2 separate regions of the Homo sapiens genome follow, and region 1 is linked to region 2. A link is an interaction called in ENCODE POLR2A ChIA-PET data of the cell type or tissue named here. Cell type or tissue: OCI-LY7. All regions are shown on one strand. Links, peaks and the distances in the headings refer to the core of each region. The heading gives the core; the rest is flanking DNA. Region 1 has its middle 56 kb from the start of MIR4262. Region 2 overlaps MIR3681HG (MIR3681 host gene).

Region 1 (4,392 bases), core at 236-4,235, 170 kb after region 2:
CTATCACCGCTTTCTCTGTCTCCTTCCCACCTCCTTACCCTCAGATAACATGTTCAATCCTCTCCCATCCCATGACAGACGCTATAAAGTCCCCACCCAAAGATGCCCACATCCTCATTCCCAGAGCCTGTGCATCTGTTACTTTATATGGAAAAAGGTACTTTGCAGATGGGATTAAATTAGGAAATTGGTGAGATGGGGAGTGTATTAGTCTGTTTTCATGCTGCTGATAAAGACATACCTGAGACTGGGCAATTTATAAAGAAAAAGAGGTTTAATGGACTCACAGTTCCACATGGCTGGGGAGGCCTCACAATCATGGCAGAAGGTGAAAGGCACGTCTTACATGGTGGCAGACAAGAGAGAATGAGAACCAAGCAAAAGGGGAAACCCCTTATAAAACCATCAGATCTCGTGAGACTTATTCACTACCACAAGAACAGTATGGGGGAACCACCCCCATGACTCAATTATATCCCACCATGTCCCTCCCACAACACATGGGAATTATGGGAGCTACAATTCAAGATGAGATTTGGGTGGGGACACAGCCAAACCATATCAGGGAGATTTATCTGGATTAACCAGGTAGGCTCCAGTGTAATCATAAGGATCCTGATAAGAGGGAGGCAGGATGGTCCAAGTCAGAAAAGACGTGATGACAGAAGCAGAGGTGGGAGGGACACAAGGAAGGAACCACGGGCTAAGAAATGCAGGCTGCCTCCGGTAGCTGAAAAGGGAAAGAAAATGGATTCTTCCCTGAGAGCTGTCACAAAGAATGCAGCCATACTGATGCCTTGATTTTAGGGCCTAAGCCCTCCATATCTGTAAGAATAAATTTGTGTTGTTTAAGGCCACCACATTTGTTGCAATTTGTTGCAGCAGCCACAGGAAACAAACATCTGAAGATCACCTCCTTGAATCCAAATCCCTCCTTAGCCCACCATTCCATGACTTTCCCTCCTATCCAAGTTTCTGAAATAATTGTCTGATCTTATTTATACTTCCTCACCTGCCATTTACCCAACTCATTGCTTCCTGTCCCATCCCCATCAACATGGCTTTTATAATTTATTATTTTAAATAACGTATGGCCAAAGACAATGCAAATCAAGTCAAATATTGTTGAAAATGCTCAATAAGTTTATCAAATGGGGCGGCTGGACTGCCACCTACATACTCATGCTTTGAAATCTGTGGCTTCAGACTGGCTCTCCCCATAGCTTCACACTATAGGGGGCACTGCCTGGTGCAAATTTTCACACAGGCACCCAATGGAGCCTCAGACTCAAATTGTCCAAATCAAAAATTTATTTCCACTATCTCCTTCATCTGCCCCTCAAAAACAGCCTTCTAGTGTCTTTCTCAGTTTGAATTACAACAATAAACCAAGTTACTCATGTAAGAAACAAGAATTCCTCTTTAAATTCTTCCCCTCCTTTGGGTACCACATCCCATCAATCTTGCTAGCCTACACCCTAACCATCTCTTAAATCTATACATTTTGGAGGGATTTTGTTGTACTTGTTCTTGTTATTTGGTTTGGGTTTTTTGAGAGAGTCTTATTCTGTCACCTAGGCTGGAGTACAGTGACATGATCATGGCTCACTGCAGCCTTGACCTCCTGGGCTCAAGCGATCCTCCTACCTCAGCCTCCTATGTGTAGCTGGGACTACAGGCATGCACCACCACACCTGGCTAACTTTGTTTTTGTTTTGTTTTTTCGTGTAGATAGGATTTTGCCATGTTGCCCAGGCTGGTCTCAAACTTCTGAACTCAAGCAATCCACCAGTCTCAGCCTCCCAGAGTGCTGGGATTACAGGCATGAGCCACCGCGCCTGGACCATTTTTTTCCATTACCTATTTTATTTGAAGTCACCATTATTTCTTGGAATTACTTCTTAATTTGTCTTATTGCTTCCATGTGCATTGATCTGTTATCCCCATGGCAACCAGAGTGGTTAACGTAAGATGCAAGTCTATCTACTCCTCAGCTGATAACTTTCAGTGACTTCCCAGATGAGGCAAAGCAAGCTGTGTGGCTTAACATGGGCCTCAGTAACTTAATACCTACCTACTGCTCCAGCCCCACTTAACTTCAGACACTGCCTCAAACTCCGTGTACCATCAACCCTGCATATACCAAGCTAATCCTTACTTCCATATCTTTTGCTCTTGTTGGTTCATGTCCTTCTAACTTTCTTTTTGCAATCACTCATCCTTCAAGCCTCAACTCAAGCATTACCTCCTAAAGAAAACTTTTCTAGACTGTCCAGGGCCAGAGTTAGGTTCACTCCTTTAGACTCCCAGAATGTGTTTGCCAGCACTTGGCCCAGTGCCCATTCACCCCATTTTGATAAACTCATTGAACATTTTCAACAATATTTGACTTGATTTGCATTGTCAAATATGTACTGATTTGCATTGTCGAATATTGTCAAATATGTACTGTCAACAAACATTAATGAGACTGTAGGCATTAATGGTTTGTTGGGTGAATAAATGAATACACACAGTCAATTATAGTCAATCGGTACAATAATGGAGGTGAGAAAAGGATGCTATAGGAGCACAGTGGAGGGGCACCTTGTTCTCCTGGAGAGTCAAGGAAGGTTCTGTGAGAAGGAAGCAGCAAAGCCAAGCATGGCAGGTGACCTGGAGGGAGAGGAGAAATCGTGTTCCAGGCAGATAAGCAGAGATAGCTTCATGACTGCATCATCGGTGAGTTGCATGGGGCCCCTCACTTGCTGTAGGGCTCTGCTGTCACTGTCTTGAAGTTCTTAATTTTTGAATATGGAGACCTGCATTTTCACTTTGCAGTAAAGGTCCCAACTTAGGTAGCCAATTGTGCAGATGAGACCCCTTGTCCAGAGACAAAGGGACCTGGAGAAAGAGCTCAGCAGGAGACCTGAAAGTAGCCCTGGTCTGACCGCTCCCCTGGGCCACTCTCAACCACAGTAAGAATGCAACTGCCTTCCCCTGTGCATCTTGATCTATTTATAAATGTTTAGAGTTGAGGAGGAAAACACCAAATCCACATTTCCAAGACTTTTTCTACTCAATACTTAAATGTGCATATGATGGGCAAATCAAATCCATCTGCTCCAGATTCATTTGCACTTTGTTCATGAGAATGGCCCCCTGCTCCCTCCCCATGAGGCTATCTTGTATCCAAGAAGTCATCTAAGCTCTCTTGGAGCTTTTGGGTTTAAAGAAAAGGGTTTTGCAAAATCTTAATTTGACTCAAGAAAACTGAATTTAAACCTCAAAAGGTCTGATTATATCTTGCTACTCTAAATCCTCCAGTTCAAGATGAGGACTCACCCCAGTATCCTTGTGTGGCAGGCACAGTCCCCCAAGGAGGGACATTTCCTCCTAAGACACAGTGCCTTGGTTGTACATTAAGAGCTGGAAACTCAGAGGAAATCTCTCTGCTGCTTGAGGAAAAAAAAAAAAGCGCCTCTTGCTCACACCACTGTATTTAGAATCACAAATCTTTAGAACTAAAAGGGATAATTGAGATCATCTACAATAAAAACCACCATCTGTACAGCACTTTACACTTGATAAATCACTTTCACATTCATTTTCTTATCTAATCCCTGCAGCTATTTTGTAAGAAGAGGAGAACTGTTATCATCACCTTCAATTCTGTAGCTAAGGCAGATGAGGCCCAGAAAGGCTATGCGGATCCCCCAAGCTCACACAGCTAAGAGTAGCAATGCCAGGACTCAGACTCAGCCCTTGACACTCCACCGTGAGGGTTTGACCTCAACCCCACCCACCTCTTCTCAGGGACAAACAAAGCTAGCATCGTCCAGGCTCTCACCAGCCTCGCCAGGAGTCACTCGCAGGGCAGGGTGACAGCCACACGCCCACCTCCCTGCCTGGCACCCTTTCTACTCCTCTCAGTGATCCTTGTCTCCCTTTACTAAAACAAGTCAGGAAAGAAAGAGGCTGATCTCTTCTCATTCCATTCAAAGAAATGATTTCATTGCTTCTGACATTGCGTTACCCACTCCTCTGAAACACCCAGAAACAGAGCTATTCACTTCAACATATTCCATTTTTCAAATCCTCACAACAACCTGGCAACATCAATATTTTGCAACCCATTTTCCTCAGGGAGAAAACTGAGGTTCTGGGAGGATAAGTCATAGGCCCCTATGAGATCAATGGTAAATAGCCAGCAGTGCCAAGACTGCAACCCAGGCTTTTTGGCGTTGAGCCTAAAGATGCTTCCACTAAGTCACATTGATAGCATTTGGCTACAATCCCATGAAGACAACCAGAGGCAGAAAATGGAGCTAATACAGGAGAAAGAGGAGAGAGTCAAGACATTTCCAAAGGCCCGCACTGGGACAGATGACTATACAAATTGCCTGTTTGGTC
Region 2 (4,392 bases), core at 301-4,300:
ACATATATCCACACAAAAACCTGTTTGCAAATATTTATAGCAACTTTATTCATGGTCCCCAGAACTTGGAACAACTCAACTGCCCATCAGCTGGTGAATGGAGAAACAAACTAGTATGCATCCACCACGATGGAATAATAAAAAGAAACTTCTGCTAAATATAATGACATGGGTGAATCTCAAGTGCATTACACTATGTGAAAGAAGCCAGACTCAAGCCACTACTCATTGTGTAATTTCATGTGAATGACATTCCAGAAAAGGCAAAAACAGATTGCTGGTTGCCAGGGGCTGTGGGTGGGGGAAAGGTATGAACCACAACGCAGCAGAAAACGTTAGGGATGATGGAGATGTTATTTTTTTTCCCCCTTCCCTTCAGCCTTTATTTCTTTTTTTTTTAAGTTCGGGGATATATGTGCAGGATGTACAGTTTTATTCCACAGGGAAACCTGTGCCATGGTGGTGTGCTGCACCTATCAATCCATCACCTAGGTATCAAGCCCTGCATGCATTAGCTGATGGCAATGTTCTGTATCTTGACTACGATGGTAGTTACAAGTTCTATGCAGTTTTTTTCAAAACTCACATAACTCTAAGCCTAAAAAGGCAGAAATTTACTGTATATAAATTATGCTTCAAGAAAGCTAACTTTAGACCAGGCTCAGTGGCTCACGCCTGTAATCCCAGCACTTTGGGAGGCCGAGGCGGGCGGATCACGAGGTCAGGAGATCGAGATCATCCTGGCTAACACGGTGAAACCCCGTCTCTACGAAAAATACAAAAAAATTAGCCGGGCGTGGTGGCGGGCGCCTGTAGTCCCAGCTATTCGGGAGGCTGAGGCAGGAGAATGGTGTGAACCCGGGAGGCGGGGCTTGCAGTGAGCCGAGATCGCGCCACTGCACTCCAGCCTGGGCGACTGAGCGAGACTCTGTCTCAAAAAAAAAAAAAAAAAAAAAAAAAGGAAGCTAACTTTAAATTAAAAAGTGGATCATTAAACTTTCTGCTGTTATTAAGCTGAGGTTCAGAAAGACGTTAGACGACTGTTATACACACTCCCTTTGCTCATGAAGTATGGACAATATGTCACACAGAAAAAGGCATGTAACACACTGTCCCACTGTCCATGTAATATACCCACCTACCTTGTGTTGGCAATATGGTCACTGAAGCACAGAGATTTTAAGAGATCTATACAAGTCCTCGGCACTAATACTAAGCAACAAAACTGGAACTCAAACCCAGATTTCTCCGGGCTGAGAAATAGTGCGTTTTTTACACCATGGCACTAAGGTGCTGCCGGTGAGGGACTGGAGTGCAGAAATTTTAAATTGTGAATTCACAGAGTAACGTTGAGCTGGTAATGGTGTGTGCATTTAGTTCCGAAGAACCCAACTTGGACTTGGAATCCTACTATGGGCCCCTTCCCTCTGCTCAGAGATCAGTGGGCCACAGGCCTATGAACTGGCCCTGAATCTGGCTATGAAAGAAGCTTCAGATCCTTCACATCCTACCATTCAAGGAAGACAACTTCCAGTTTTCTATCCAAACAGGCCTGGGGGGCCCAGCCAGTCTGCTGAGTTGATGGGCAGCCAAGATTCCATACTGAAATAACAAGGACGTAAACCAAAGTCTGCTGCAGACGAGACCTGCTGGCAGGAGGTGAACAGAGAGCTGCCTTGTCCCAAACACCACCACTCAGCTCACGGCCAGGACAAGAGGCCCCAGGAGGAGACACTGATGGAGACCCTCTGTCTATGCAACTGGGGAGTGATGAGCAATAAGACAGGCTCAAAACAGCCTGTCTGTCGGTGCTGTTTTGGCGTCCTGCAGGAATGTTATTCCCAGCATCCATTTATCCAGCAAGTCATTGATAGAGGGCCTGGAATACACAGTGGTGAAATCAGGCAGGTCCCCGGTCACATTTGGGGCCATGCTCCCTCTTCCTGGAGTGCTACCATGACTCTCTATATAAGTCCTTCAAGTCTTCAAGGAAAGCACCCTCTCTTCTGGAAACCTTTCATCTCACACTTCCTCTCTCACTTCCCCACCCCCAAACAGAATTTGTGGCTCCCACCTTTGCATCTGTCCCACAAGACTGTGACCTTCTCAGATGGCCAAGACTCAGTCTTCCTTATCTCATTACCTTTACTCCTAACTCAGTGCCTGGAATATGGTCAAATTCTAGTGTACATTTTTTTGAATAAATGAGGGAAGAAAGGGAGGCAAGAAAGAGGGATCCCTCTCAACTCCCGTGATAAGGGCCAGCGTAATCAAGGAAGATGAAGTCAACTGCTGGAAAAATTAGGTCCTGGAGGCCACCATACAATGACACTAACTATCTTAGGGAACCATAGATTCTTAGAGGTACATTGAAAATTGAGGAGTGGTCCACAGCAAATCAAAAATAATAATTTCAATAGTTTTTATTCATTAATTTAATAACTTTTTACCAACAGTCCCTTCTGCACCAGGAAAAATTATGTACATTATTCATTAATCATTCCCAAAAACAAATTTGTAGGTATAATTATATTTATCCTAGTGAGGAGGAAACTGAAGCTCATGGAAGTCAAGTAAAAGCCACTATCACACAGCTGCTGAATACAGAACCAGGATTCAAATTCAGGCCTCCATGACTCGGAAGTGTGCTGTTCAGCTGCACTGCTCCTCTCCTCCCAGCCCTTTCCTTCCTTACCATCCCCTTTCCTTCCATTTTCTGCCTCTTTTAAAGGTAATCTTGGGGCATAATACATCTAAATACAGAACAGAACAGAGTCCCCTTATTCTTGAAAGGCAAAAGGCACAGCTTCTTAATTGAAACAAGATAATCCAAACATTTGCTCCACTTCAAGTTTACAAATTCCATTTTGTTGACTTATATTTTCACAAATGGCTGTCATGTCAGTTATTTTATTTTTACAGAAGTTAAGAAAATATGAAGAGAAGAAGTTTTAGAACAAAGTAGCTTACAACATATTTGATTCCTCTCTTATTGGTGTTGTAAGGAAAGCTTAGAGGTTTCCAAGATGAAATTTTCAGGCCATGTAACACCATGCCTCCAGGGACCCTGCCCATGGGCCAGACACTTGGATACCCTGGATCGCTGACAGCCATGACCCTACGACCCTGTTTCTGTGTCTTAAATTCACCTTCCTTACCTCCAACCTTGAGATAATTTTCTAGCAGGCCCCCACCTTGCAAAATCAGAGATAGAAATAAAGGCAGAGGCCTCCCACATTCATCCAGTCACCGCACCAGCAAAGATGCTTTTAACCCAAAATGACCAGAGTCAGTTTTTTCTTCTCTTGAAGAAAGGAGTCTTAATGGATATTAAATCCAGGACCTTGGGTCATCTTTTATATAGAACAAGGGAGGCAATACCCACTCTTGCTGTGCATGTGCATGAGCATGGGGCCCCAACGTGCTCTTCTGACCTAAAGCCCCACTGCTCTCTGATCTTTGGATGTTCTGAAGGGATATGATGTGGTGAGAAGTCAACGGCTCTGGAATCAAAAGAACTGGCTTCTCATGCAGGCTTCAGTATTCCCTTGCATTTAAGACATCTGAAGTTGAGTTCCTTCATCTGCAAAATGACTATAATTCCATCTATCTTTCTACCTCATTGGTTTGCTGAGCTTCACATGTGATTACGTGCATGACAGCCTTTGAAAGCTATCTTGGAGCACCTTCGAGGGCCATTACCACGTCCCTACCTACAGATTCGCTCATAGCACTCAGTCACAATACGTAGACTTCCCTCCACTCTCCTCCAACTAATCGCCTATCTACACATCTCCTCCCTGCCTTCTCCAGGGAGGCTTCGACAATCACCCCAAGCTGTAGCTACCATAGTCTCTTCAAAAGCACCAGGCTCAAATCTAGAAGCCTTTGCTTACCATCTTCCTGTGCCAATACTGTGAATACAGTGATGGGATATACTGTGGATTCCCCCGGAAAAAGCAGACCCTGAGAGCAGGAGTCACATGCAGGTAGTTAATTTTAAAGGAACACTGTCAAGGAGATGAAGAAATGATATGGGGGTGGGAAGGCAGTCAGCAAAGGGCCTGTCCGGGCCTAGCTTCATGGCATGCAACCTGCACAATTCCACAGTGCCCGTGTGCAGAAGGCCTCCTGCTTGATTTAATGCTGTGGGGTCTCTGCTTGAAATTCTCAATGATTTCATCCTTGAACTTTAGTATATGGGCTGTAGAATAAAAGTTGTATAATTTTGGTAATTCCACATGCTAGTTAAATGCTCTCATATTTGCACTTAAAACTGGCATTGCACACTATAAAGATGGAAGATAAAACACATTGCTAATAATTTAAAGTTTTCATTTTCCTCACTTAGAACAACATTAAACAACAATTTTTTTAAATACCATGAAAAAT

The links. ChIA-PET counts read pairs that join two places held together with the same protein. Peaks named below come from ENCODE experiments on the same cell type or tissue, not always from the same donor. Only the 100,000 strongest peaks of a DNase experiment are listed, where the experiment ranks them.
Region 1: POLR2A ChIA-PET joins it to region 2 with 7 read pairs; 2 of 35 experiments call an interaction of 5 or more read pairs at or near these places.

The regions. Positions count from the first base shown.
Region 1 is chr2:11,890,498-11,894,889 of GRCh38, reverse strand. No RefSeq gene overlaps it. Among named protein-coding and RNA genes, the nearest start is that of MIR4262, 56 kb to the right of the region's middle. In OCI-LY7, for the core only: no CTCF peak of the experiment used is centred there; no DNase peak of the experiment used is centred there.
Region 2 is chr2:12,064,828-12,069,219 of GRCh38, reverse strand. The region is part of intron 2 of MIR3681HG (MIR3681 host gene); the gene reads right to left. Among named protein-coding and RNA genes, the nearest start is that of MIR3681HG, 60 kb to the right of the region's middle. In OCI-LY7, for the core only: no CTCF peak of the experiment used is centred there; a DNase peak (open chromatin) is centred at 2,020.